2 separate regions of the Homo sapiens genome follow, and region 2 is linked to region 1. The links are chromatin loops, found by intact Hi-C in ENCODE. Cell type or tissue: heart left ventricle. All regions are shown on one strand. Links, peaks and the distances in the headings refer to the core of each region. The heading gives the core; the rest is flanking DNA.

Region 1 (15,216 bases), core at 4,870-12,869:
ATACTTGGACATCACACTCTGAAAACACCAGGAATCTTGGAAATGCTTGGACTGATTGCTCCAGTAAGCTGGAAACACACACACACACATCAAATATATATATCTAAATATAAGATACTTAGAATAGGATTTAGAGGCTGGGCATGGTGGCTCACACCTGTAATCCCAGCACTTTGGGAGGCCGAGGTGGGTGGATCACCTGAGGTCAGGAGTTCAAGACCAGTCTGGCCAACATGGCGAAACCCCATCTCTACTAAAAATACAAAAATTAGCCGGGCCTGGTGGCAGGTGCCCGGAGTCCCAGCTACTCAGGAGTCTGAGGCACGAGAATCGCTTGAAGCCAGGAGGTGAAGGTTGTAGTGACCCAAGATCATGCCACTGTACTCCATCCTGGGTGACAAAGCGAGTCTCCATCTCAAAAGAAAAAAATAGGATTTAGAATATAGGACCATAGAATGAAAGAGCCTGGAACAGAACCTTTAACATCTTCTAATTCAGCCTAGCGCAGTGGCTCACACTGTAATCCCAGCACTTCAGGAGGCTAAGGCAGGAGGATCACTCGAGGCCAGGAGTTCAAGACCTGCCTGGGCAACACAGTGAGACCACCATCTCTATAAAAAATTTAAAATAAATTAGCCAGGTATGGTAGCTGATGCCAGAAGTCCCAGCTACTCAGGAGACTAAAGTAGGAGGATCACTTGAGCCTCGGAGGTTGAGGCTGCAGTGAGCTGTGATTGTGCCACTGCACTCCAGCCTGGACAACAGAATGAGACCATCTTAAAAAATAAAAAATAAAACACAAAAAACTGAAAACACAATGTATGATATTATACGGAGCAGTCTGCATAGACAGAAAGGCACCACATTTTATCTTTGTGATGCCAAGATGAAAGCTGTGACTCGTAGTGTGACAGCACACTCCCACCAAATGAGGTCCCGTGGACAGAGGAACAGAAGAGCTTCTAGTGCGTTTGGGGAGATTCTCAGGAAGACTGTCACATCTCTGGTGATCTAAGGTGGGCAACTGCAAGCAGGGTAGGCAAGAGAGGCCTTAACAACCTCCCTTAGCATTCTGCTCTGAGCAGGTGGGCAAGTACCCAGGTCCCGTATGTGTCCGGCTCCCGCAGGTCTAGCAGGCAGCCTCCATTAACAATGACAGTCTCCCAATCACATGCTTACACCTATACTCATTACACCAAGAGTAAAAGGATCAGCCTTTTTTTTTTTTTTTTTTTTTTTTTTTTTGAGACAGAGTCTTGTTCTGTCTCGGAAAAAAGAAAAAAGAAAAAAAGCCAAGGCTGGAATGCAGAGGTGTCATCACAGCTCACTGCAGCCTCAACCTCCCAAGCTCAAGTGATCCTCTCACCTCAGCTTCCTGAATACCTGGGACCACAGATGCACACCAGCACACCCAGCTAATTTTTAAGTTTTTTGTAGAGATGGGGTCTTGCTATGTTGCTCAGGCCGGTCTCGAACTCCTAGGCTCAAGCAATCCTCCCGCCTTCGCCTCCCAAAGGAAAAGATCAACTTTGACATGTTCCTGGTTTTATAGATCCTTTCTACTGTTGGTCTTTCTATTTCACTGCTTTCCTTCCTTTGACTTACTTAGGGATTAATTTGTTCTTCTTTTTCTACCCTGGTAAAGTGGAAGCTTAGATCATTGATTTTCAACCTTTAAACAAGGTTTCTAATATATGTAATTTAAAACTATAAGTGTCCCTTTCTAAATACTATTTTAGCTGCATCCCACAGATCTTGATATGTTTTCATCTTCTTTGAAACATTTTCAGATTTCCTTTGTGATTTTTCTCTTTGACCCATGGGTTATTTAGAAATGTGTGGTTTAAAATAATTGGGATTTTACAGACATTTTTCTATCTATGTCTAATTTAATTATTTTGGTCAGAAAACATACTCTATATAGTTCTAGTTCCTTTTTGTTTTTGTTTTTTTTGAGATGGAGTCTCGCTCTGTCACCCAGGCTGGAGTGCTGTGGTGCGATGTCAGCTCACTGCAACCTCCACCTCCCGGGTCCAAGCAATTCTCCTGCCTCAGCCTCCCGAGTAGCTGGGATTACAGGCATCCGCCACCACACCTGGCTAATGTCTTTTACTTTTAGTAGAGACGGGGTTTCACCATGTCGGCCTGGATGGTCTCGAACTCTTGGCCTCAGGTGATCCACCTGCCTTGGCCCCCCAAAGTGTTGGGATTACAGGCGTGAGCCACCATGCCTGGCCTGATAGTTTTGGCTTTTTTTTAAATTTATTGAGACGTATTTTATGGCCCAGAATATAGTTCATCTTGGTGAATGTACCACATGCACCTGAAAAGAATATGTATTTGCAGATGTTGGGTAAAACATCCCACAAATATCAATTAAGTCAAGTCAGTTGATTGTGTCTACTATATCCCTATCAATTTTTCCATCAGTAATTGAGAGGGGAATGTTGAAATCTCCTTTGAAGGCCTGTTCTTTGCTGTATCCACAGTTAGGGTTGCTATGTTCTATTGACTGTGACATGGCCCTGGAAACCTGCCTTTTTAAAACATGATCCCAATGACGACTGCTCACTCATACTGCTGCCCCCACACTCCAGAAAAGATCCTGCAGGCCAGCACAGAGGCTGGCTCATGGCAGACACTTCAAGATAATCCATCAAATGTTATCATGAGACTGTGGGCCAATGGACTCTAATCTCCAGTCAGGGGCTGGGTGTTGGCCAAGAATGAAGTTTTCACAGGACCTGGTGAAATGAGAAGAATAAGGACAATGTGTGTGTGTGTGAATGTAAGATGGCCAGCCATCTCTTCTTGGAAATAATTATAGGTTTATTATTATTTTTTTTAATGCTGAGATTTGCTGATTGGTACTTTCTAAAAGCCTTGTCCTTAATTGGCAAATAAAATCCTGCTGATCTGTGTTGGCCCTGCCAGTCTTTCTTTTGAAATTGTATTGGTGTGTGGATCCAAAGCATCTGGGGACCCATCCTTGGAACTGTCCGGGCCATTGCAGGTGGCATCTCACGCCACCCTTTCCCCTCAGCTGGTCCTGTCCTGCTGCGGTGCAGAAAGAGCCATAAGATTCAGCAAGTCAGGTTGAGTGTTTCATGGGAAATAAGCCTGAGCTCAATCTGTGTGTCCCCTAAGCCTTTGGCTTCTGTTCCATGTCACTATTGCCTTCTGTCTGTTCCAGCACTCTCTTTCTCAACCAGGTCTCAGCATGAAAAATGAGGTGAGGCCGAGACGCAGAGGAGAGAGCCTTTTATCCCTCGTCTATTTGCTCTTTAACAGTAACCACAAAACCTGCAAACTGTTTTAAAAGGATTTCACGCGTGTTGGGAGAAAAGAATAAGGGGAAAGCAGTGGTACTTAATTCTTCCTAGCCTGGGCAAGGGATGGGACGGTGCCAGGCCCATCGGCTTCTATTTTTTGGAAGAGTTTAAGAAGAACTGGTGCTAACTCTTCTTTGAATGTTTGGTAGAATTTGGCTGTGAAGCCATCTGGTCCTGGGCTTATCTTTCTGGGAGGTTTCTGATTGCTACTTCAATCTCCTTCTTTGTTATTAGGCTGGCCAGGCTATTTCTTCCTTTTTTTTTCCTCGTTTTTTTAAGAGATGGGGTCTTGCTCTATTGCTCAGGCTGGTCTTGAACTCCTGGCCTCAAATGATACTCCCACCTCAGCCTACGCTTTCTATTTCTTCTGGATCCAGTCTTGGTAGGCTGTAGGTTTCTAGGAATTTATCCATTCTTCTAGGTCATCCAATTTGTTGGTGAATAATTGTTCATAATCGTCTCCTGCGATGATCTGTTCCAGAAATCACTGCTGGCGGCAGGGGAAAGGGAGGTGGATGGGCCAATCCTTGGAGGCCACAGATGCAAAGACAAGGAGAGTAAAAGTGAGTCTGACTAGGAGGAGACATATTTGGGGCGGTTTATGCTGGTAGGAGACCCTTGAGAGCCTGAAGCCCAGTCCCCATTCCCAGGCCATGCAGAGAACGTTTTTCTTGTCTTCTTCACACACCTGTTGTGGGACTTGAGTGAGACACTGTGTGGACATCCCAATCAGGATACTGTAAAATATATACATTCTATGTAGTATTTATCTGCAACTGCTAACTAATATGATAATAATTATGATGATAATAGCAATAATATACCAATACCAGCAGGTACTATTTCTTGAGCACTTCCTATGTGCCAAGCCCTCGACTAAATGCTTTGCATACAGCTATCACACTTTATTTTCACAATACTGACATAGGTATTTTGGAAAATTCATCTTATAAATGGGGACATGGAGGTTTTGCAGAGTTGAGCAACTCACACGAGGCCTTGCAGCTTTGAGTGTTGCTGGGTCAAGGCCCAGAACCCCGATCTTGCTGATGCTAGATCCCTCTAGCATCTAGCTGATGCACTCCCTCCCTCGGCTGCACTGGCTTTCTTTCTAGTTTGTGCAATGTTTATTATTACATGTCAAATTAAATTAGCCTTTGGTTATTGAGACCTCATAACACGCCTGTCTAACTTATTCTTGCTTTTAAAATTTGATCCTGGGGATTTTTATGTTCCTATGTATTCCTTTGGGTGGAAAACGAGAAGCACAGCCTGTGTGGTGGCTGGGGTGCAGAAGCTGAGGATTTGGGAGGCTCCAAAATGGCTGTGGTTGGGGACTGGGTGCCCAGTAAGGTGTCTGGTGACGTCATTCTTCTCAGGTCCTGGGTACCAAGCGGGTGCGCTCCATCCAGATCATGTAATTCTTGCTGGACCCCAGGGAAGAGGAGAAAAATTTCACATTGGGAGAGCTGGCATAGACAGTAATGTTCCAGCTCAATCCATTCCATATGGGCCAATCCAGTTTTTTTCTTGGGGAAAGGCTTAAGATTGAATTTCTTAGTGAGTCTAACCCAGACCTTTGTGCATTTACGGCAGTGAAAAATGTGGAGAAGATGATTTTTTGTTTCAGCTTCTCCCAACTCTCTTAAAAAAAAGACCCCGGCGCTCTTGGCTGTCAAAAAAGCAGAATTTTGTCTTTTTTAAAAAACAGTCTCTGTCTCCCATCCCATCCCCAGCTCCAACCTTCTACAGCTACTGTTTTAGATGGTGATTCCTGCAACTGTTTTGAGTCTCCTAAAGTGTGTCCCTGCTGTGTTGGGCACTTTCCTTGGCTCATCAGGCAAAGTCTCAAGTGCCAGATTATGCCAGGGGGTACCCCTTCCTCTCCCCAGGACAGGCGCAGAGGAGCCGACGAGTCTCTGACAGGCCTGCAGCAGATATCCACTTGCCCTTAAGGGCAGTCTGAGGCTCACCTTCAGAGCAGACCTAAAATCTTCTAATGTTCCAAATCAATATTTCGCCACATGTTTATTTTTTATAAAGAGCTGGCCTGGCTAGGTGCGGTGGCTCATACCTCTGATCCCAGTGCTTTGCGAGGCCAAGGTGGGAGGATCACTTGAGGCTAGGAGTTTGAGACCAACCAGAGCAACATAGTGGACCACGTCTATCCAAAAACTTTAAAAATTAGCCGGGTGTGGTGATGTGCACCTGTGATTCCAGGGACTTGGGAGTCTGAGGTGGGAGGATCGCTTGAGCTGGGGAGATAAGAGGCTGCAGTGAGCCATGATCGTGCCACTGCCCTTCAGCCTGGGCAACAGAGTGAGACCTTGTCCCTTAAAAACAAACAAATAAAAACAAAAGAGAGATGGCCTTATTCTGGTTTCCTCCTTTATCCTCTGATCCTACTCACATGGAGAATTTGAAAGTACAAAAGAGCCTGTTTATCCAAATGCACATGCACACGCACATAGGGACATTTAAAAAACTCGATCTGGCTTCTCCATCACCTCTGACCCTCCTCCCTGCTGCTCAGCTGATACAGGGCTAGGCCTCCATGCCCATGAGACTCTCTTAGGCCTGAAACACCCTTGTTTTCTCCTCTCCTGGGACAGCCCCAGAGGCCACACCGTGGACTTTGCCTAGTGCTCTCAGAAGGTGCTTCCAATGCGGTGATGCTCCTGTGCCTGGTGGAGCCCTGCAGGGTCTGGCCTCTCCGTCCCCAGCAAACTAAAGGTTACTCAGAGGGTTTTTTTTTTTTTTAATTTTATTTTTTTTATAAATTCTGCTTCATTTGTTACAGTTCCTTGCAATTTTCACACCCGTCAGAGGCAAAGCCAGAGTATGGAGATGTGATAATCAAACTGATGCAATACAGTCATTGTTAGATCTTTGGGTAGAATTAGGGAAGGAGCTAACACCCCCTAGGGTAGGATGAGGCCCTGGAGACTTCTAGGTTATCCAAGAAGGTACCTCAAAGTGATTCTATTCTTTGTTGCTCCTTTCATAGAACTTAGGTCACATGGAACTTATGGGGAATCTTCAAACCTCTAGGGGATGGTTATCCCGCAAATGCAACTTTGTTTATAGTGTATTTTAACTTACTATGAGTAGGAAAATCACACATTTGTAGTTTTTTTTTTTTTTTTTCTTTTTTGAGATAGAGTCTTGCTCTGTGGCCCAGGCTGGAGTGCAGTGGCGCCATCTCGGCTTGCTACAACCTCCGCCTCCTGGGTTTAAGCAATTCTTCTGCCTCAGCCTCCCGAGTAGCTGGCATCACCCGCATGCGCCACCATATCCGGCTAATTTTTGTTTTTTTTGTTTTTTTAGTAGAGACGAGGTTTCACCATGTTGGCCAGGCTGGTCTCGAACTCCAGACTTCAAGTGATCCGCACACCTCAGCCTCCCAAAGTGCCGGGATTACAGGCGTGAGCCACTGTGCCCAGCCAGGAAAATTACTCATTTGTAGTTTCTAATCACACTCTGCCTAGAAGCCCAACTAGGGGTCAGGGGCACCCACAGTGTGATCCTGAAGGGAGCTCCCCAGTCCTTGGAAACACGCCTGGGGCGAACGCTGAACATGCCTGAGGTTGCCTGGGCTTCATCATCTTTTCCCATAGCATTTAAAGAAAATGACTTGGCCAGAAGTATTATGCTGTGTGGTTTTATGAGTTTCATGATTTTTTTCTTAGAAATGAAAAAAAATTCACTCCATGAAAAGAAGAAAGGAAAGCCTTATTTGACAGCGTATCAACTGTCAACCACGATTTCCCCAGGGGAAATATGCAACTGGTACCAGGAGCCCCGGTTTGGGAGGAGCGTCTAGGACACGAGGTCATTAAGGAAGAAACTGTTGGGAGTCGGGCAAGAAGTGACAACAGAACAGTGAGAGCCTGACCACCAATCTGGAAGCTTCTGAGTACTTACTTGTAGTCTGGAGATGTCCCATCCAGCCACTTCCATTCATTTTCACGCTCTGAGTCTGTGAGGCCGATCCAGTGGCTCTCTCTCCCTACCATCTGTTTTTTTATCCATTGCTGAAAAACAAAGCAGGGGTGGTGCGTGACTATTTTTCAGAACAGATGTCTCAGGCCTTTTTCTTTTATTTAACATTTAGAAAAAAGGACAATTTAAAAGAGGATGGTTGTCAGAATGTGTAGCCTGCTTTTGCTTTCTGCTTTTTTCTTGCTACTTGCTTTGTTTTGTGCTGTTTGGGGGGCTTTGACTTTTTTCCTCTTACAAGTTTACAACGGATGTTAAAGTGAGGCTCTTCCTCTAAATCACTCAGACAACCCAGTGAATGTCCATTGGTCCCACTTCCTCCTACCACCCACCCATTTCTCCCATGTCCTAATCATAGGAATAGTCATGATATTCTTGGGCACTTCCTCTGGGCTGGGCCCCACGTGCAGTGTGTTGCACGCAGTGTGTCTCCAAGCTTTTATAACAACCCACTGAACAAACATGAGAAGTAGCTGAGCTGGGCTTGGGCCCTGGTCTGTGTATTCTAAAGCCCAGGTGCTTGGTCACTGTCTGCCGTGTGCTCATTCCAGTCAGTTACTACAGGAAACATCTGTTTACAGGATTGTGTCTGCTGGAGATAACTTAGGGAGAAGGGAGGAGGCCACTGGAATTGGTGTGGTATCAAAGAAAGCGCTGCATTGTTGCTAGATGGGCTGCAGTTTTGGTCTCAGTCTGCATAAACCTTGCCGGGCCTCAGTTTTCCTAGCCGTCAAATGAGGGTAATAATAATACCTATGTTCTAGGGTTGCTGTGAGGTTCAAGGGAGCAAATGCCTCTCACGGTGCCTGGCATATAGAGGGTCTAATGAGTGGACACTAGCATTAGCATGCGTGGGCTCTGCCTCCTCAGCCTTCTTCGCTCTTCCTGACTCCTCTGGAGCCATGCGTGGTCCCTTGCACCCCACTCCATCCCTACAGTGTTCATGCCTCTCTCTGTCCCCACAGGTGCCTGGTGGCAGCCCTCAAGCTTCTCTGCATTATAATTATTTCAACAGCCACCAGAAGGAGCCACACATCTCCAGGCTTGATAGGCAATATCTTCCAGGAAGAATCATGAAGATACAATTCCAATGCCACGAATGCTTCTAGCCACTGGATGAAACCCAAATCTCTGTAATGTTGCCTCCCATGTTTACGTGACTAGGAATTCGTGATATCTCTGAATCCCCAACAAGCCTGCAATTTCCAGATGTAAACTATCCTTAAATTATAGTTTTCCCCAACCAAGTATGTGGCAGGCATACCTGTTCCTCTCTAGTGTTTATGAAAACAAGATGTGAAGACTTGTCTTCACAGAAAAGCTTTGCATCCTCAAAAATTTCTTTCTCAACTGAAAAATAGTAGCATTTGTCTGTGAAGTTCTTCCAGTGAGGCGGGCAGCCTAGGAATGCAAAAGTGGAAAACATTGATTAAAAGATCACAGAAAGCACTCTGCCTTTCTTCAGCTGTGTTTCAGAGGCCAAAACTGTGGTCCCGCTGGGAGCAGCCTGAGCGTCCCTGCACGAGGCCCACAGCTGACGTTCACGGACGTGCTCGCAGCAAGCATGACCCAAAGTGGACTGCAGAGCACAAGCCAAAACCACATAATCTGGAAAAGATCTTTGACTGGGTCTTTGTTCTTCTGTGTCTGGATCCGTCTTCACAATGACAGAAATAACAGAAGCAACAACAAGAAGCAGGGCAGGCACAGATGTTCAGCGTCAGTCTGGAATCATACGGAACCCAGGAACACTTGGATGTGAGAACCCAGCACCAAAACTGGGCTCACGGATCAACAAAAATAACCCGGGCCTCACCGACCAAAATCAAGTAGAATAGCGGTTGGGTCAAAGGAGAGAAAAATAGGCTTGGTTGCTAACCAAACATTCGAGTTTTGCCAAAGGTTTAATTATCAAAAGACTAGAAGGCACCGTAACATCTAACACCTTTCTCAAAAAGAAATTAAATGTAGTCATCAATAGCAGAGGGTTCCATCCACATGTTGATGGAGCTAACCGAGGGAGCCCATCTATCTCCAGAGTGAGGATGTAAAACGAGGGAAGAGCGCTCAGGGCGGCCAGCAGGCTTCCCTGAAGGAAATGTTTTGCATTGTGTTTGTCTTCTGAGGGCTGGCTCCTATAAATAAACAAGTGCAAGAGCCAGGTGCAGTGGCTCCCACCTGGAATCCCAGCACTTTGCAAGACTGAGGCAGGAGGGTTGCTTGAGGCCAGGAGTTCAAGACCAGCCTGGGCAACATAGCAAGACCCTGTCTCTACAAAAAGGAAAATAAAAAATTAGCCAGGTGTGGTGGCATACCCCTGTGGTCCCAGCTACGCAGGAGTCTGAGTGGGAAGATCACCTAAGCCCAGGAGGTCAAAGCTGCAGTGAGCTATGTTTGCACTACTTCACTTCGTCATTCCAGCCTGGGTGACAGAGTGAGACCCTGTCCCATACATACACACATAATACATAAAACAAATGAGCACTAGAGAACCCAATGGCGTTTAGAGAGAAACACATGCCTGGTATGGAGGCCTGTTCTGGCAGCAGGGCTCCTGTGCCAGCCCCTATGATGCCTTTGCTGTTAAATAATATGCAGCGGGGGACAAGACGTGGTGGCTCACACCTGTAATCCCAGCACTTTGGGAGACTAAGGTAGGTGGATCACTTGAGGCCAGGAGTTTGAGACCAGCCTGGCCAACACGGTGAAACCCCCTCTCTACTAAAAATACAAAAATTAGCTGGCTGTGGGGGCACACGCTTGTAGTCCCAGCTACCTGGGAGGCTAAGGCAGGAGAATCACTTGAACCCGGGATGTGGAGGTTGCAGTGAGCCGAGATCACGCCACTGCACTCCAGCCTGGGCAACAGAGTGAGACCCTGTCTCAAAACAAAAACAAAAACAAAAATAACATGGGTGGGGCCACACACTGGGGGTTGGCTCAGTCTCAAGCACATGCACTGCCCTGTCCCCCTGGCTGGAGGGAGGGCTTGGACTTACCATTGTCCTCCGGTGCTGGGGTTGGCTCATTCTGCAGGGCCAGGGGCACCACCGCTCCTGATGGGCCAGGAGGGCCGGGGGGGCCCTTGGGGCCTGGCATGCCTGGTACCCCAGGCAAGCCTGGCAGTCCCCGAGGTCCAGGCACCCCAGGCTCCCCAACGGTGCCCTGAAGTCCCTGGAAGCCAGGAGGGCCCTGAGGGCCGGGGAGTCCCTCTTTGCCTGGTGGGCCCGGGGGGCCTGGGTCCCCACTGGAGCCCTGAGGGCCGGGCTTCCCAGGGGAACCACGGGAGCCTTTGGGGCCCTGGGAGCCTTTAGATCCTTTGCCGCCACGCTCTCCGGGGGGACCAGCTGGTCCAATTGGGCCTCTCTCACCCGCAGGGCCAGGTGGTCCAGGCTCCCCCTTCTCTCCTTTCTGTCCCTTGTTGCCAGTTGGGCCAGGGGGTCCCTGGGATCCTCTGTCACCTCTTGGACCCCTGGGGCCCGGTGGACCTAAAGCATAAAAGAAAAAGGTGTCAACATGAAATCCACTGTGAATGATAGTTATGAATAATTTTTCTTCTTATAAAATCTCCAAATTAAAAAAACCTAGCATACAAAGTATATACAGCAGGGAAAGACCATCTGTTTATCATACTACTGTAGACTGTTATGGGCTAAATTATGTCCTCCTCCAAATTCTTATGCTGAAGTCCTAACCCCCAGCACCTCAGGATGGGACTTATTAAGAGACACGGCCTTTACAGAGGTCATCGAGTTAAAACGAGGTGACATGAGTGACCCTAATCCAATAGGACTGGTGTACTTAAAGAAGAGGGGATTAGGTCACAGACACATAGAGGAAAGATCGCTTGAGGGCACAGGGAGAAGATGGACTCCTGCAAACCAAGGAGGGAGGCCTCGGAGGAAACAACACTGCTGACACCTTGATCTTGGACTTGCGGCCTCCAGAACCGTAAGGAAAGAAATGTCTGTTGTTTAAGCCTCCCAGTCCGTGTACTGTGTACTGTGTATATGGCAGCCCAAGCAAGCCAATATACTGTGTGTTCTTCAGTAAGCTCACCCTTCTTCTTCAAGCTTTTAGAATGTATTGTAACAGTGCACAACGTTTTAGTGCCCCACTGATGTCCTTCATGGTGACACTGACAGCCAGGGGCTTATTCTTCACAGTGACTCACATGATTAAACTGGGTTCTCTTAGTCACCTGGGCCTGTGTTGTCATCAGCAGGAAAGTTGTGTAGACCAGGATCAGGATTTCCTCTTACTTATTTCCTCTTGTCCTTAATTTGGTAAATATTTATTAAAGGCTTATATGACAAGCACCGTGTTAAGGTATTGTGGGATAAAGAACTGAAGGAGATTGATGTATTAATTCTCTCCCCATAACCAAGCCTATAACTTCCCTGTAAGCTTCCTCTCTGTTGTACCCCAGCTGGCATGCCTGTGCTGTCCACCAAAGCTGTGGGGGTGCTGCTGTCCTTAGGGCTGGGCCTCACTCACCCATGGGCCAGCTCAGAGGGACGGGAGGTCTCTGTGGGAAAGCCTGGTGGGACTTTGCTGCCCATTGTGGACAGGTGTCCAAACTCTCTGGGTGGGTTTGTAAGTCTAATAATACACATAAGGAAGGTAGGCTAGAGAAAAAAGGTATGTGGACCATCTAATTGGGAAGAAAAGCGAATACTGCTCATCCCCATTATCCCACAAAGAGGCCCATGTAACACAGGATTGTTTTTCTTTCTTTAATTTCTCAGGGGTAACAGGAAATTTCACACAAATAATCTCCTACCAGGAACTGTATAGTGAATGACAATTTTCAGGGTACTTTCACATACATTATGCCACCTGACCTTGCCTGTGCGGTAGAATTCTCATTGCATAAATGAGGACATGTAGGGCCAGAGATGCCAAACTATTTGTTCGAGGATACTTAGCTACTAGGAACAGATACCAAGGAGAGTAAGACATGGTCAGTCACAATCTAGTAGTGGAGCTGGGGCATGAACTCAGGTCTTCTGATGTTGAAATGAATGAATCTTAGAGTTTCTGAAATCTCACAATTCTGCATGAATAAGTAAAAGGCCACACTTAATCTCTCTCTCTCTTTTTTTAGAGACAGAGTCTCACTCTTTTTTTTTAGAGACAGTCTCACTCTGTCACCCAGGCTGGAGGAGAGTGGCATGATCATAGCTCACTGCAACTTTGCACTCTTGGGCTGAAGCAATCCTCCAACCTCAGCTTCCTCCCATGTAGCTGGGACTAGAGGCTTGTGCCACATTGCCTGCTTTTTTTTTTTTTAATTTTTAATGTTTTTGTAGAGATAGGGCTCTCACTGTGTTGCCAAGGCTGACCTCGAATTCCTGGCTTCAAGCGATCCTCCCCCATCGGACTCTCCAAGTGCTGGGATTACAGGTGTGAGCCACTGTGCCTGGCCTTACTTTTTCTACAGAAGCAGAAAGCCTCTAAAGTTAGAAGGATAGAAGTGCTGGAGCAATGGAGGATGGATGGCAGATCTACCCTAAGTTCCTTTATCCCTCCTGCTCCTTGGCCTCCCTCTCCCATTGGTCTGAGGACAGGACCTTCCTACCTCTGTAGGGGGATCTCCCTGTCTCCTTCCCAACCCAGGTCTTGATGGATGTCTTCTGTACCCTAATATCCATGGCTCCCAGTCAAGCCAATCCGTCTGTGTTCTCTCTTAGCAGAAGCTTAGGCTCTGGACTTAATTTGCTTACGTAAGGCTACCCATATCTTGCTCACAGATTTATAAGCAGGACCCTCTTCCAGTGGTAAAGAGAGTTTACGCTAATGGCAAGGACTGGCCTAAATGCATTCTTTCTAGTGTTATCTGCTCCATAAATGGGAGACTTTAGAAGACTTAGGGATGAACTCACTTCTACCTAGACCCATGTCACTGACCTCTGCCCACAGCTCCTGTTGACTCCTCCTTGTCTTCAGCAACCCTGGGCTCTGGGTCCTTATTTGCACCCGCTAGTGAAGGGTCCATTTTCTCAGGTTCCGCCAGCACCTCTAACCTGCGTGTCTACAGCTGAACTTCTTGTCTCTTTGCTGTGCGTGTTCTCCTTCCATCATCCCTTCTCCCACCACATTGCCACAACCCTCTTTTCCTCGCCCTGACCCTGGTCATGACCCTAGTGTGGGCTCTCTTCTTCCCACCTCTCTCTGTCTTTTTTGGAAGGTGTTCACAGTAACTTCTTAATTGATCTTCCTACCTGTGATTCCTCTCCATTCATTCCACTCTGACTTTTGTCTTCCTTAAGCCCAGCTCTGATCTCCACTTGCTCAAGAATATGCAGCCCCACCTGATCAGTCTGGCATGAAGGCTCCTCCCAACCTAGTCTCGCCTGTGTTTATTCCATCCTCCTCTGTATTTTCCACACATCTCTTCTCCGACAATTTCCTCTGCCCATGTCCTTCTGCAAAATTCCTGGCATCCTCCCAGGCCACTTCAGATGGAAGTTTTCTCTTCTTCTCTAATCTTTTAGTCCTTGTTTGTTCTACTCAAGACCCTTCTCCATGTCTAGCCCCTTGTAGGGTCTGGCTCACAGTCACTATTAAGCAAGTGTTTATCAAATACATGCGCATCATGGTTAAAAAGTCCAGCACTCTAACGCTCACAATTTGTGCCCCAGGTGAGATCAGTAGGGACAGGTTTTTGGGGAAGGGTGACCTGCCTGGTGCCCCGCATCTTATAATCTCTGTATCAGGTGGGCTGTGACTGCCACTACGAAATAATCATAAGGAGATCCATCTTTCCTTGCTACTGACCCTCATGAATTAATCCAGTGGGTCTCCACATCCACAGTTGGACTTTTTTTTCTGCCTAACCTGGTCTGGCTCACCTAAATAGCCTATGCCATTTAGTAAAGATCGGGAAGGTAGACTTTTTGCTGCCAGATCTATCTCCTTTAAAAAAGTAACTTAGTGCCTCTGTGTAGTTGGGAAATAGCATCCCAGAGATGAATAGTGGTGAAGGTGTCACGTATGTTCCGCCACAATGGACGTAGCATTATGGATAGTTCTAGGGAAAAAATACTGACAATTTAGGCCAAAACAAAACAAAAAATTCTAGTGTATGTGGAGTAACTGCAAAATTAAAATAAACTTTTTTCTCAACTATTTCTGTTTTACTTATGTTCTGTGTTGAACTTTAGGAAATCCAAATAATGAAGATGGCATATTGGGAAATTCAAGTGTTTTAAGAAATAATCTTTAGCCTTATTGTCTTAATTTTTTTTTTTTTTTTTTTTGCTGATAATTTGTGTTTCTCCATCACTCACATCTGGGGTTGGTGCTATCCTTGCAAGTTATGGGAAATGAGTTTACCTGTGACCATGAAAGAGGGACTGATCACAGGCTTGTGTCTGCTCAGACAGACTGCTGGTGGGGGGAGCTGTATTTCTTCCAGAACACCTTCTTCTAGCTTGTGACAGAGTTCCAAAGATACAACTCTCCCTTCCTCTCCTGACATGAATCCAAGGCCTCCCTCACCTGGGGTGACAGCTTTTCATTCATCCTATTTCTTTCTGGGGTAGGGTAGTTTATGGTGTTCAGCTATTTTCCTCTGGACTGGAAGTGGCTATTGAATCTCCCCACCCAGTCAATGTGTAAGTTGTGGCTTACGTGAAGAATGACCTCAAACGTGGATCCCACAGACAGCACAAGATTTCAGCAGGTGCTAATCTCCAGATCTTGTGAAGGAAGGGAGTAAATATCGGGGGGAAATGCACGTTTTTGCCGTTGATAAAGATCTCCAGTTCTACTTGTGATTGACTTCCCAGCAAATTTCCCCATCCGAAGTACTACATCTATCCTAAATAGGTTACCTGTCTTTCTCTTAATCAGATAAGGCTTAATATTCCTGGCTGTGGCT
Region 2 (15,216 bases), core at 3,832-11,831, 160 kb after region 1:
CTAACTCTAACTCTCAGCTGGTCAGAATGCTCCAGAAAAGATTTCTTCGAGAAGATAGAAATGAAAGAATTCCTAATATGTTTGAACACACAGAGGAGAGATTTGGGAAAGTAGAAGGGACTTGGGAGATGAATAATGATGTATATATGAGGAGCTAAAATAGCAAGAGGATTATTAACTTCGTGGGGGGGAAACAAAAAGCTATGCAAGAAACATGACTCAGCTGTGAGTCGCACTGACATTGTCACAATAATATCAACACTGAATGTGGATCTGAGATTACGCTGTAACTGTATTAGAAAGGTGGACAGGAACAGGAGATACCTGCAAGGGTTGTTAGGGGAAGGTAAAAGGTGAAAGAGAACAAAACCCTCTTCTGCTATAAAAGGAAGTCTGTATATAATACTTAAGATGAAAAAAAAGTGAAGCAAGAGCACTGTAAGCATGTCACGGAGAGATACGGGGGCCATGGCAGATCATCGTCATAAAGGACCACCAGCAATTCCTTCCAGCCCTCCATGCGCAAGTCCACTTCCTTCCCCTGGAATCTGGGCAGGCCCCATGACCTGCTCTGTCCCATGGAATGTGGCGGAAGTGGGAGTGGGTGGCTCCAGGGCCCTGGCCTTAGAGGCCTTTCAGCTTCTGACTACACTCTTGGTAGCCAGTGGCTCTGTGAAAAGTTCACCTCCCCTGCTGAACTAGAGGCCACCTGGAGAGAGAGAATCACTGGAGGATGAGAGCAGGGAAAACGTGAGACCAGCCAGGGAGCCCTCAGCCATTCCGGCCACCCCCAGTAATTCTCCAGGCTCCTGAGGGCAGCCACGTGTCCAGTCCAGGCTGAATTGCAGAATTGTGAGCAAAAAACCAGCTGCTGTTCTAAGCTACAGGGTTTCGGGATGGTTTTTTAGGCATTAGCAGGTAACTGAAAGAGGTGTAAATGCCACAAGAAAATGGTAAAAAAAGTTATCAAGAGGTTACCTCTGGGGAATGGAAAATGAAATGAAGGTGGCCTGGGTAGGAAACTGCTGTTTTTCAGAATTTCAGGAATTTCAGGAAACCTACGACATTATCTGACTCTTTAAACTATGTACATCTCTAACTTTGATAAGAAATAATGTAAAACAAGCAAAATAAGATTATATGAATGGAAAAGTCAGACAGACAAAAATAAAAGCATTCAGGTCCAACAGATAACCAGCACTGATAACCAGATAACCAGAAAATGCCCCCAAAGAGCCAGAGTGTGGAGTTCAACCTGAAACCACAGAAGACGCAGTTTGAAGCTGGAGCCTTCAATACTTGACACAAAGCAGGTTTCCAACAAATGCCAAACCAAACATCATAGCAAATGCAGACATTTTTAGGAGCCAGCCTGAAGGACCGTGGACAGGGACTAGGCTGAAGTTAGACTTCTCTTCCATGCTGGCCCACTGGCGCTGTCTACATATGAGTACCCATTGGTTGCTCTATCGTGTTTAGACCAGGGTCCATTCCCAGCTCTTGTACATTTGTCATTACTCTTAGAACAAAATGGTATGGTATCACTGGTTGTTAAAATATTTAAGTGCTTCCAAACCAGCTGGTTGAAGAACAATGGCCTCTGCTCTGAGCATTTCTGCAAGCTGTCCCTGTTTCTACTGTCACCACCACCCACTGTAGCAGGTCCTTGCCCCTGTATCCCTGGGGCCATCAGGACCCCTGAGTCTACAGTCACTCTCCACTGACCAGTGCTCCAAGGAGTTGCTTTCATATGGGAATGGTGGCTTCCACAGTGTGTCACCTGGGTTGCTAAATATTTGGAATGTCCCCTTGATGTTGCTGTGATATCTGGAAGACTTCTTTCCTAACACCAGAGGCTGATAGAATTAATGGTAATGTGTGGGCTTTGAAATTCAAAGACCTGGGTTTGAAGACTGGCTCCACCTTGTAATAGCAATAAGCTCATGTCTGCCTCTCAGTCTCCTATAAGCTGGAACCAATGATTCCTATCTCACACATTTTGGGGAGGGAAATGTGAACTGACACATGGAAAACATCCAACACATACCATCTGCTTAATAAATATGAATTTTCTTTGAAGTAAGAGGACAGAGGCAGTGGTAAAAGCTACTATGCCTTAAGGTCCAAAATAAATATCCTAGAACTTTAATCATCTGGCTTCAAAAGACACAAAACTCCATTCTGAGGTGACTATTTGGGGGAAGGACCAACAGGAAAGCTTGATGAGCAAAAGAGTAATGCGTGCTGCAGGTTCTATTTGGGCTTCAGCAAATTGGCACTGAAGTACCTGGTTGATATTGATGAAAATTTATCTTAACGTATTTTGGGCTGTAAAAACTGAAGAAAGGTGTCCTTTTATCTTGATATGTCCCTAAGCACAGTATCGGTAATATTTGCCCTGGTTTTATAGCTTTACAAATGTAAACCTGGCTCCCCGCATGGTTTCCTTTTTCCAGTCTTGGCATTTCTGGAACACAGTTATTATGTATTCTCCTGGTGAATGAACTCAATGCAGCGTAACAAAGTATCTGAGGTTCAGGATATTTTGTAGGGGGGTAATTAGATCGGCCTTCCATTCAACTGTTTCACTCCAAATGGATGAAGGAATCTGTAGCAGTTTAAATACTTGTAGATTATTTTAAAGTATCACAGGAGATTCATTTTGATTACTCAGCTGCTTACTGAATTTGTTTTGCAACAATGGGATCACTTTTGATTCAATTGCACAGTTTTTTCAAGTCAAAAGTCAAAATTATAGACATAAAATGACTCCAATTTCTGGCACAACTTGCAATTCTGATGCTTGTAAAAATGGCAGATACTTGCTTTTAGAATAAAGAGGCATGGGTACCCTATTCCTTCCTTTACAGTCTAACAAAACTGAGAAAGGGTGTTTTTGTTACTTTTACCCCTAAGTTGGCAGTGGGGGCTAAATCAGATTTCCCCACAGCCACCAACTGCAAGAACTTAGAAGTAATCAGTAAGTACGACATCCAAAACCTTGACATCTGCATTCATCATTCATAGGTGATTATGGTGGAGGTGATGCACTTCCCTTTCTTCTATGAGGAAAATTCTCATCCAGTCATTTTAATCATGTTAATAAGAGAGTCAGAATGAGGCCTTGAATCTCTGCCTTAAATTGAATAAGGGCCTTGGCAGGGCCTCAAATACATGGGTGATTTGGCAAGAAAAACTAATGCTGTCCATTTCTCTGGAGACAAAAAAAAAAAGAGGTCTTTGGTTTAAAAATAACACCGATACGTCTTTTTGTTTTGAAATCCATTAACGTTGTTTAGATTATCTAAACAATTATGCCAAAGCAATATACTATAATTATTTACAAATGTTGGACCAACGTTTTGAGTTTAAGAGACACAATTCAAGAAGACTCTGAATTTGGTTTCCTCTCACCTCCCACACTGAAATGTCACACTTAAGAGATTTCAGGTCAGGCACGGTGGCTCATGCCTGTAATCCCAGCACTTTGGAGGCTGAGGCGGGCAGATCACTTGAGGCTAGGAGTTTGAGACGAGCCTGAGCAACATAGCAAAACCCTGTCTCTACAAAACATACAAAAATTAGTTGGCCATGGTGGCACGCACCTGTACTCAGTCCCAGCTACTTGGGAGGCTGAGGCAGGAGAATCGCTCGAACCCAAGAGACAGAGGTTACAGTGAGCCAAGACTGTGCCACTGCTCAAGGGATCCTCCCACCTCAGTCTCCCAAGTAGCTGGGACTATAGCCACTCACCACCGCACCCATTAAATTTTCTGTGGAGACAGGATCTTGCTGTGTTGATCTGGCTGATCTCAAACTCCTGGCCTCAAGCAACCCTCCCATCTTGGCCTCCCAAAGCACTGAAATTATAAGCACGAGTCATCAGGCTCAGCCCTCCTCTCTTTTAAGACATTTTTCTTTAATGTTGCTTGCCCTATTAATGTAATATGAAATATAATTCAAGATATGAAATATAATGTAATCTGAAATATGAACTATAATTCAAATCTCTCCTGCAAATGAAAATGTCCCTGTCTTCAGCCAGATTATCTGAACCTCAAACAGGGCATGTTCTACTCTCTACTTTGGATTCCAGTTGTTTACGCATAAGTCTTGTCTTGTCTACCAGACTGCAAGCTCCATGAGCACAGAAGCTATATTTTATTCATTTTATTTGGCATTTCTAGAGGGCCTTGCACACAGAAAGTTAATACCAAATATTTGTTTAAAGAATAAATGAAGGCTAGTTAGAACTTGGTGGCCCAATTATAAATAATAAAACAGAAATATGACAGCTTAATGGAAAACTAATACTACTGATGAAATAGACATGACATCATATGGTTTAAAAACATACTTATACATACATCTGTCCGAATACTTATTTAGAGACAAACTTGTTTAATGTTGTGATTCCTTGATGTCATATCCTTACTGGATAAAACCGGACACTGGATTTGAAACACAGATCTTTAAAAATATCATGTCATCAGTAGGCACGTGAGCAATAGTACTAAAAAAAAAACAGTGCTCCTAGGTAATCTAAATATACTTACACATATTTATCAATTTTCTACCACTACTATAACAAATAGAAAAACTGTTTCATTACTACAATTACAAACTTCACTTTGGGAATTATCCCTGCATTTTTTATGATGATAGCAGTGACGGCAGCTGGAATGCAACCAATACTAATACTTCCCCACGTGGAGCACAACTCACTCCTTCTATCCCTGAGGTCTGTTTTAACACATTTGCAATTTGAAAATTACTTTCATTTCAGAACTGAACATTTGCCTTCATGGTCTAAACTACATCACTGATTAAATGAACATAGATGGCTCATAATTGGCAATTAACTTATTGCTGGGAGGAAGCAGCAGGTTATAATACAATATTACAATTACTAAAACAACTTGAGTTCCTATTACATACTAGCCACCATTCTAAACAACTATTTAATCCTTAAACAACATCAAGTAGATGCCATTGTTGTCCCTCATCACATTGATAAAGAAACTGGGGCCCCAGGGGGTTAAGTGACTTGCCTGAGGTCCCCAGGCTCTCTTGGTTTCAGAGCCCACACTCCTCGCCCAGCACACAGAAATGATTGGATTCAACACCTGGGATCACTAAACATAATTGTATTTTATGAGATGGTTATATTTTAAAGCATATATTATCTACTTTAAAGTAGGACTGTTTTGCCTTTGAATAATAAATTGTTTTATAAACATCAGCTAGTTTCCTAACATTTCTCTGTCATAAGAAAATGACTGGGGCAAAAGAAATGTGGCTTCTTCCACAGAGCCAGAGACAAGTGAGTTTTTCACACCAAATGTAAAACATCCAACGTCACAGGCTAGTGAATAATACCTCACGTGATACTGAGGTATGATATCCCATCATTCAGGAAGCATAAAGGAGTCATGTTTAATATATCCAAGTCCAATAAGTGTATTTCATTTTAAAACCCCCATGCTGAAAAATGCATTTCTTTTCTATTTTTAAGAGTATTGATGGAATATTCATGACAAATTCAGAAGTTAAGAGAGCTCCTAGGATCTCTTTGGAATCTTAATTTGGGATTACTAATTTATGTTTATATTGGCTTTCACTGCTGTATAATTACAAAACACCCTTAAGCAATCAGCAGGACCTTTTTGAGGTATGATGCTGGTTTTGGTTCTTCAAATGTCATGCACTGAAAAAGAAATCAAATCACTGCTTGACTAAGAAGTTACTTCCCTTAAGGTTTGGATGGTTGGTGTGGTTAGAAACTCTGTTGTCAGCAGTAAAGAATGAACCTTCTATGAAAAATGTCTATACTTCCCTGTTCCTGGTTTAAAATACTTAGTAGTATCATTATTTTTACTGATCACTCACCGGTGGTTACAGTCTGTTCATGAAAATGGCACTTCTGACAATATTTCATTTTCTCAATGCAAACCTGTTAGCAAGACGAGTGTAGGGGCCGTTTTCAGAGTTGGTGGCTACAGTGGGCCATCCACATTCATTCAATCAGCGGTAAGCAAAACCTCCCAGAAGATAAGCTACACAGGGAAGCAATCCTGAAATCTGCTTTATCTTTGCAACAGCTCCAGTTTAGAGCGTCTCCTCCACTGGCTGACTGAAGAACACATCAATCCTTCAGACCTTTGATGCTAGGTCATTACAGTTCTAAGTCCGGATGATAGCGCCTTGTCTACGTTGCTCACTCAGTATCTAGTGGAGCGTGACAGCACACAGTAGGACTTCACAAAGATGTAGGACTTGAATGCATTATTAGGGCATAGCTAGGAGGGAGCCTGGGCTAGAGATTACACATGTGATTCTGGAATCAGACAGTCTGAGCCTGAATACTGATCCCCCCCGCCACCAACTAGCTGGGTACCCTTAGACAAGTAACACAACCTCTCTGAACCTAAGTTTTCCTATCATAAAATGGAGGAAATGATAATGCCTGGCATGGCAGGTGCTCAATAAATGTTAGCTATTATTAAAGGGAAGTCTGTGTTAGGCTGGCCTCCCTGAGAGATTACCCACATGCTGGTTTTACCCAGGGTGAAACATATTTTCTATCACAAAATTTAAATGTCCATTTTCCCATTTGAAAGCTAATACTTCAAGGTCCATTTAACTTTATTTGGCAGCGGTTGCAAGAGTTGTTTTGAAATAATATTATAATGAGAATAGGCATTTAGTAGGAAAATGAGATACTCTGTTATGACATAGCCTGAAAGCCATCATCGGCTAGCTTTTTCTATTCACCCCATTATCAGTGGATGAGCCACATGGCAAAGGGTTGGAGCCATTGGAACAACCGTGGGAAATTGCATAGGAGACCACAGAGAAGATGTATACTTAGCAATAATTAAACCTCAGATTAAGAATGTCAAGCATTCCCAAACTAATGAAAAGTCAAAAGTATAATTAGATTGTAAATTTGCCTCCCAGAGAAGGGCAGCCCCTATTACCAATCAGTGAAGGGAAAAAGGCCTCATTTTGTTTCCATTTTCCTTTAGAAAATATGACTCTTTCAATGTTAAATGCAATTGCCTTTATAGGCTTGTTTGCTTATCCCAGTTAAGAACAAGAAATCTCAGAGAGACACTGAAAAAGCAAAAAGACTGTGAGTCCCAAAAAACTTTGGGAGAAGTATACTGCTTACTAGTGCATTTTAAATATATTATTGCCAAACTGTATTTCAGAAATATTTATGCACAAAAGTACAAAAATAAGCAGCTGAACACTGTGTTTTCATGGCACCAGCCTCCTCTCTGTGTTAAATTATAACACTGGTTTGGACCTCTGTGGTCCCGGGTGGTGGCAGCTGTTTTTGGTTGTCTCTTAGGCAACAAGTGCTGCTGCACTGAAACTAACCAATATCCCCAACTTTAAGAACCAAGAATGTGATTTAGTTAACGACACACGTAACTCTAGAGGAGTCAGATTCCTTCGTCAAGAATGTGAATATGTATCCAAAAAGCCATGAGATTGATGGTGTAGTACAGCTAATTGAAAATGAAATTGGAAATAAATTAAAACAAACTTCATGTTTTAATCAGTTTGGAAGACTTCAAGTACTGCAGCAACGGGGAAAGTCATTTTCTTCTGGGTAATATATAATGATGTCATTATTTTGGTACTTGTGACTCCAGGGATGGAGGAAATGGATGTTTGCTGAATGCAACAGATAGGTGGCGCTGTGACTGACTGGCAGATGCAGGATTACACTCCAAGAGCCTGGTCACTACAAAGGCCATATCCAGGTTTAAATATCAGAATTAGAAAGTCACGTTGGTACCCTAAAAAGGCATCTGACTTGCACAGGAATATTTGCTTTTGCAAATGAACTTCTTTAACTTCTATGGTGTCCACTGATTTTCAATTTGGCTAAAGAATGGGGTGTGTGTGTGTGTGTGTGTGTGTGTGTGTGTGTGTGTTTGAGAGAGTCTTGCTTCTGTCACCTGCGCTGAAGTGCAGTGGCACGATCTCGGCTCATTGCAACCTCCACCTCCCGGGTTCAAGCTATTCTCCTGCCTCAGCTTCCCAAGTAGCTGGGACTACAGGCATGCGCCACCAGGCCCAGATAATTTTTGTATTTTTTAGTAGAGACAGGGTTTCATTACATGTTGGCCAGGCTGGTTTCACTATATGGTGATCCGCCTGCCTCAGCCTCCCAAAGTGCTGGGATTACAGGCATGAGCCACTGCACCTGGCCAAGAATGTTTTAGATTAACACGTTTATTCTAAGAATTTACAAGGCTTGTCGTTGCTTTCTATCATGTTGGCTTTCTGAAGCACGGGGAGTTAACAACTATTTGATGTAATCAGGAACCCGGGGAAAATCTTTAGTTGGTTCCCTATGGCAAATGGTCAAAACAATTCCACTTGGTAAAAGCAGCTTTCCGTTTTTGTCTAGGCTTCCAAAGCCTCACATGCAACTGGTTGGCTCCACCTCTTCCTGGATACAGCACCAATTGTGGGTTACTTGGCTAGTTAGTTGTCTCAGATTCACTTTTTTTTCCAGTCATCTTCACCAGAGGTTATCTATTTGGTGTCTTAGGGCCTTCCAAGCCACACGGGGTAACTGACAAGGCTTGTCTTTAGATGCCTACTCTATCCTCCTAGTTGCCAGTTCCTATTTCTTCTAGACTCAGTTTTCATACCTATACTGTTAGGATTGAAATGTCTACTCTCAGGGCTGTTGAGAGGATTAATTGCAATGTGTTTGTAGTGTATATAGTACAGTGGCTGGCACTTAGTAGGTACTAAAAAATTATTACTGCCCCTCCCGTCCCCACCCCACCACTCAGACAAATGTAATAAATACAGATTACGTGGTAATAATTGGTAGGCAAAACTCTCATGGAATATTTTTTTTCTTTTTTTTTTTTTTAGACGGAGTCTCGCTCTTGTCACCCAGGCTGGAGTGCAATGGCTCGATCTCGGCTCACTGCAACCTCCATCTCCTGGGTTCAAGTGATTCTCCTGCCTCAGCCTCTCAAGTAGCTGGGATTACAGGTGCCTGCCACCACGCCCAGCTAATTTTTTGTATTTTTAGTAAAGACAGGATTTCACAATGTTGGCCAGGCTGGTCTCGAACTCCTGACTTCGAGTGATCTTGCCCACCTCGGCCTCCCAAAGTGCTGGGATTACAGGTGTGAGCCACCGCGCCCCGCTGGAATATTTTCGTTTTTAAAAGAGGGCTTCAAAATGATTAGTCTACCCGGGGATTCACCAGTCCGTCCCTCCATCAACCTCCCCGACTGGGGCGGAAAGTGTATGGGGCTTCTGGGCAGCGCTAGACCACAGCGGGTAGGCCACCATCTGGTCCAGAATGCAGCATAAATCTCTCCAAAAATGTGTTTAGGACTTCTGGGTATGTTTTCCAGTGCAAATGTAAAGTGGAAAAGTGTCTCAAGTGCAATAGCGGTCCTTTACCCAGTAAAAAGCATAACAAAAGTTTCAGGGTTTAAGAACCCACGTGGGAGCTGATGGAGTGGGTAGGTGGTTAATCTTCCCAAGTTTTAAAAACCACTGGTCTTAATGACCAGCAGAGAAGATTCACTTCTGGCTAAAATGATAACTGAGCCCCAGATAACTTTTAGCCATGTGAAATTCTTTCCTTTCTAGGGAGTCTCCTCAATCAGAGCCAGCTAAGGAATGTGTGTATTTCCTAGAATGTAAATGAGGGAAGAGAAACTGAGATGGAGACAGAAGGAAAGCAAGCCACTGCATTTTGAAATTCTCTAGGTAGGCAGTTGTATCGTGTCTTTTGTTTCTTTTTCCCTGGGGCAGACCACTTTTCACCTGGCCATCAGTCACCTCCCTTCCCGAGGTCTCCCGACGTGGACACCTAACGCCCTTGGAAAGGGAGTGAATTGGTAGGATATCATCGCTCCGGTTAGTTCCGCGGGAGCTGCCCTTCAGAAAAAAAACTTTCCAGAGCCAAAAGTTACTTTCCAAGCGCCTTGGGGCTTCCCGGGCGCCTCCCTCGGACGGCAACCCTAGAAGTCAAAGCGATTGCATCGCCAGGTCTGTGGCGGCTGGAAGCGGGGTGACCGCGGTCAGATGGCATTTCGCACCCACGCAGGGCTGTGTTATCCTAGCACAGAACCAGCAACTCTCACACGAAGCCTTGTGTAAACACCACGCGGGCCCATTCCTGAACGACTCTTTGATGCCTCCGCTGCGGTTACTTATCTCATACATAAATCAGGATTCCGCTGACAAATCTCCGTGTTTCCACTAAACAGAAGGCTGCCCTGCAGTCCTTCTCGTGCTTCTTTCTAAAGTACGATAACATCTGACACTTCCATAAACCGGCCTGCAGAGGACACCGCGCAGGGGGCGACTAACCAGCTGAGGTGTGTCACCCCAAAACACCAGTGGGCACACCCCAAGGCGGGCACGTGGAAGGGACGCGGAACCGAGGGCAACTATTTTCCAGTCGGTGAATCTGATGGAGAAAGATGCCAAATGCACTTCCCGAGCCAGCTGAACTCCTCGGGCACCTAATCATTGCCAGATGTGGCGAGGGCGCACGGAGAACATCCCCAGTCCCGGAGAAAACACCCGGCCGCCAGCGCGGGGACCGCTCGGGCCGGGAAACGGCTAGAGGCGGGAGGAGAGAGGACTGGGCGAGCGTGGGGAGCGCTGCGGCGTGGAAAAGCGACCGGGAGGGATGGCGATGCCTCCACTCTCCTCGGCAGGTTTTTTCAATTAAAAAGTTGGAAACGGGAATCCGTAAACAACGACTTAGGGCTTCAAACTACTTGCAAAGACGCGATGGGGAGGGGAATACTTGCGCGCTTCAAAACCCCAACCTCGAGGTCTCCAGCCGCGCCTGACCCGGGAGCCGGGTGCGCCCCCAGTGTCCGCGCACGAACCCGGCGCCCTGGCAGCCCCGACTCCCCGGGCCCGCAGCCCAAGGGAAGGTTCGCGCGGGAGGCACCTCCGTGGCCTCCCGCGCGCCCCGAAGCCCGTTCCCCCCGCCCAGAGCCCCGCGGAGCTGCCGCCGCCCTACCTTTCATGGTGACCGTGGGGACGCACCGCCGGCCGGGGAGCTCCGCGCGAGCGCCGCGCAGCCGAGGAAGTCGTCCCGAGCGGCTGCTCACCGCACGCCCATGGTAGCCGCGCCGCGCGCCGGCCGTCTGCGCCCCCGTCCTCCCTCGCCGCCGCCGGCCCGCGCTCCCCGCGCTCCCGGCTCCGCGCTCTGCTGCCTCGGGGCTGCCGCGCGCGCCGCTCTCGCTCTCCCAGCGCCCCTCCCCCTGGCCCGACCCGGCCGAGCGAGCGGCCGCGCCCACGCCCCTCTCGCGCCCTCCCGCGCCCGCCCCGCCCTCGGCCCGCGCCTGCCCTCGCCGGGCACTTTCTCGCCCGCCCTCTCCTGCGCGCCCTGGCCCCACTCGCGCGGGCTCTCTCTTTTTCCCGTTGCACCAGCGTCGGGATGAAGTCGGGAGCAAAGCCCTTCCCGGGGCGGTCCAGCGTTCACCTTCGGCGAGCACCTAAGGTGCCGCTGCTGCTGGGGTCGCTTCTACACCCCAAACTACCTAGCAAGTGTTGGGCGAGAGGATGGGGAGCTGCTGTGCCCCGGGGGTGGCGGGGGGTAAGGTGGGCCCTTCCCCAAACGGCTCTGGGGCATGGAGAGGTACAGAACGTCCTCCGGGTTCAGAGTTTCCAAGTGCGTGCGCTGGTTGACGCCTGAAGGAGACCAAGCAGCAGGGAACACTCTCTCTGTCACCCAGGGAGAGCCCGAGTGGCCAGAATCCGAAGTCACCATTAGACACTCTCTCTGCGCTCTTGGACACCTCCAGAGAAAAAGCCAGCACATCCTGCCTTGGCTGGAAAAGCCAGCCTTCCACCCAGCGCCCCTAAAATGATCGGGTTGACTCCAGTTTTGTTACGAAAGGAGGCCGGGCTGCTGAGAGGCTCCCTGAGTTCCCTTCGTGGTCGCCCGTCACATTGCCCTGCTGTATACTTAATAAAGCCCGTGTTTATCTTTCTCTTTAGAACCCCCTCTAAGCAGACCCATCGCTTTATTGCTTTAAAACATACACTAAGTGGTGAGTGGAGCTGGGGCGAGGGAGGTGCGGAGAAACTTTCTGCCACATGTTGACATTACAGATGGCTACTCAGACGCACTAGTCCACCAAAAGCAATCGAACACTGGCCGGGCAGTGCTTGCAGCTTTTCAGTTTGCCCTCCTGAGGACTTGGTAACACGGTGTAACCAATCCATTGGTTCCCTCTAAGTAGGGGATTCTTTGCTCTAGTAAAAGGTAGTGCCCCAAAATGAATACATATTGAAACATTTCATAGATTCTCCGTTCCAGGAGATTTCTTTTTTCTTTCTTTTTTTTTTTTTTTAATTTTTTAACATAAGGGGGCACCTTGAACATGACGAACAAATGAAAAGACCGAAATGCTTTTTCCCCCGCACTGTCTGCAGTTGATGAAACTACAGGGTCCTGGTCCTGGAGCATGTTTCAGATCTCACTGGGGCACCAGCCTTGTCTTTCAGGGCAAATGGGGATCCCTGAAGGGAGCTTAGGATATGAATTTTCAGCCCGGAGTTTACTAACCAATGGCGTGACCTCGGCTCACTGCAACCTCCACCTCCCGGGTTCAAGCGATTCTCCTGCCTCGGCCTCCCGAGTAGCTGGGATTACATGCGTGTGCCACCAGGCCCAGCTAATTTTTTTGTGTTTTTAGTAGAGACGGGGTTTCACTATGTTGGCCAGGCTGGTCTCGAACTCCTGACCTCGTGATCCGCCCACCTCTGCCTCCCAAAGTGTTGGGGTTACAGGCGTGAGCCACCGCGCCCGGCTTTCTTTTTTTTCTTTCTTTCTTTTTTTTTTTTTTTTTTTTTGAGACGGAATCTCACTCTGTCGCCCAGGCACAATCTTGGCTCACTACAACCTCTGCCTCCTGAATTCAAGCAATTCTCCCACCTCAGCCTCCCAAGTAGCTGGGACTACAGGGGTGGGCCACCAAGCCCAGCTAATTTTTGTATTTTTAGTAGAGACGGGGTTTCACCATGGTGGCCAGGCTGCTCGCAAACCGTACCTCAAGCGATCCGCAGGCATCAGCCTCACAAAGAGCTGGGATTACAGGCGTGAGCCACCACGCCCTGCCGAAAAAAAAAAATCGTTTTTAAAACCCAAATTATGAATATGACACCAAAAGTACAGGCAGCAAAAGAAAAAATATAGATAAATTGTACTTCATCAGACTTTTGTGCCTCAAAGGCCAGTATAAACAGAGTGGAAAGCCAACCCACAGAATAGGAGAAAATATGTGCAAAAGCCCTATATCTGATACAGGATTAATATCCAGGATATATAAAGGATTCCTGCACCTCAGCAACAACAACAAAACAGGCAACCCAATTTGAAAATGAACCAAGGACTGACATGGACATTTCTCCACAGAAGACATATAATGGCCAATAAGTACATGAAGGATATTCAATCACTAATTGTCAGGGAAATTTGAATCAACCGCAATGAGCTACTACTTCATACCCAGTAAGATGGCTATTTAAAAAAAAAAACAAAACAAAATAAGTGTTGGCGAGGATGCGGAGAAATTAGAACTTTTGTGCATTGCTGGTGGGAATGTAAAATGGTACAGCCACTATGGAAAACAGTATGGTGATTTCTCCAAAAATTAAACACACAATTACCATATAGTCCAGGAATTCTATTTCTGGGACCCAAAAGAGGTGAAAGCAGGGTAACAAATAGATGTACATCCAGGCTCATAGCAACATTACTCACAATAGCCAAAAGGTGGAACAACCTAGTGTTCACTGTTGAATGAATGGATAAACAAAATATGGTATAGCCATACAGTGGAATATGATTCAGTCTTTAAAAGGGAGGAAATTCTAACACATGCTACAACACGGATAAAACTTGAGGCATTATGCTTTGTGAAATAAGCCAGTCACAAAAGGACCAATATGATTCTACTTATAAAAGAGAGTAAAATGCCGCCAGACGTGGTGGCTCACGCCTGTAATCCCAGCAGTTTGGGAGGCCAAGGCAGGTCAATCACGAGGTCGGGAGTTTGAGACCAGCCTCGCCAACATACTGAAACCCCTGTCTCTACTAAATATACGAAAATTAGCCAGGCATGGTGGCTGGCACCTGTAGTCCCACCTACTTGGGAGGCTGAGGTGGAAGAATCGCTTGAACCCGGAGGCAGAGGTTGCAGTGAGCCGAGATCGCGCCACTGCACTCCAGCCTGGGCGACAGAGTGAGACTCCATCTCAAAAAAAAAAAAAAAAAAAGAGAGAGAGAGAGAGAGTAAAATGCATAGGGATAGAAAGTAGAATGGTGGTTGCCGGGGGGGGGATGGGGAGTTGTTTCACAGGCACAAAGATTCCATTTGGCAGGATGAAAAGAATTCTGGAGATGGATGGTGGTGATGGTTGCACAACAATGTGAATATACTTAAAGCCACTGAACTATACACTGAAAAATAGCTAAGATGATAAATATATATATTTGACTACAATAAAAAAATTCAAACAGAAGAATGATAAGGTAAAAAACAAACAAGAAACCCCTAAGGCTATGATGTCAGCTGTGATAATGAGCCAGATTCATAGATCTACTGATGAGAAAACAGGCTTAGCAACTTTTCTAAGGATAATTTTAAGGAACAGTCCTGGGACCAGGTGCGGTGGCTCATCCCGGGGCTTTGGGAAGCCAGGGAAGGAAGGTCACTTGAGGCCATGAATTCAAGACCAGCCTGGGCAACATAGTGAGACAAAAAATTTAAAAATCAGCTGGGTGTGGTGGCATGCATCTGTAGTCCCAGCTACTCATCAGGCTGAGGCAGGAGGATTGCTTAGGCCCAAGAGTTTGAGGCTGCAGTGAGCTAGGATCATGCCACTGTACTCCAGCCTGGGCAACAGAGTGAAACCCATCTCTAAAAAAAGAAGGAATCCTGGATGAGTGCCTTCCTCCCCCCACCCTGTCACCTTCAGCACAGAGTGAGTTGGGCCCCACAGGTCCTCAGTGTGGAGCCTCCTCTGAGCCCCACTCTGGAGGATATGAAGACGGAAGGTCATGGTCACATGCAGATCATCAGCTGATCAGGATTTCTCTGGTCAAGAGCTCTGGGAGGAATTGAGAATTGAGCTGGGGATCAGGGAGAAAAGAAGGGAAAAGGAAAGAAGAGAAGAATGTGATTGGAAAGG

What was found. Hi-C counts contacts between places; a loop is a spot of excess contacts. Peaks named below come from ENCODE experiments on the same cell type or tissue, not always from the same donor. Only the 100,000 strongest peaks of a DNase experiment are listed, where the experiment ranks them.
Region 2: it touches region 1 in a loop (2.2-fold over the local background); 5 of 110 quality-filtered maps call a loop at or near these places.

The regions. Positions count from the first base shown.
Region 1 is chr18:324,412-339,627 of GRCh38, forward strand. COLEC12 (collectin subfamily member 12) reads right to left here. Exons shown (of 10, transcript NM_130386.3): 6 at 10,331-10,819; 7 at 8,596-8,732; 8 at 7,257-7,366. Among named protein-coding and RNA genes, the nearest start is that of THOC1, 64 kb to the left of the region's middle. In heart left ventricle, for the core only: no CTCF peak of the experiment used is centred there; DNase peaks (open chromatin) are centred at 8,850 and 10,445; H3K27ac peaks cover 2,471 bases.
Region 2 is chr18:489,473-504,688 of GRCh38, forward strand. It overlaps COLEC12 (collectin subfamily member 12), which reads right to left and starts at 11,229. Exons shown (of 10, transcript NM_130386.3): 1 at 11,036-11,229. The coding sequence starts at 11,042. In heart left ventricle, for the core only: CTCF peaks have their summits at 7,683 and 10,882; DNase peaks (open chromatin) are centred at 10,604 and 11,389; H3K4me3 peaks cover 2,427 bases; H3K27me3 peaks cover 3,605 bases.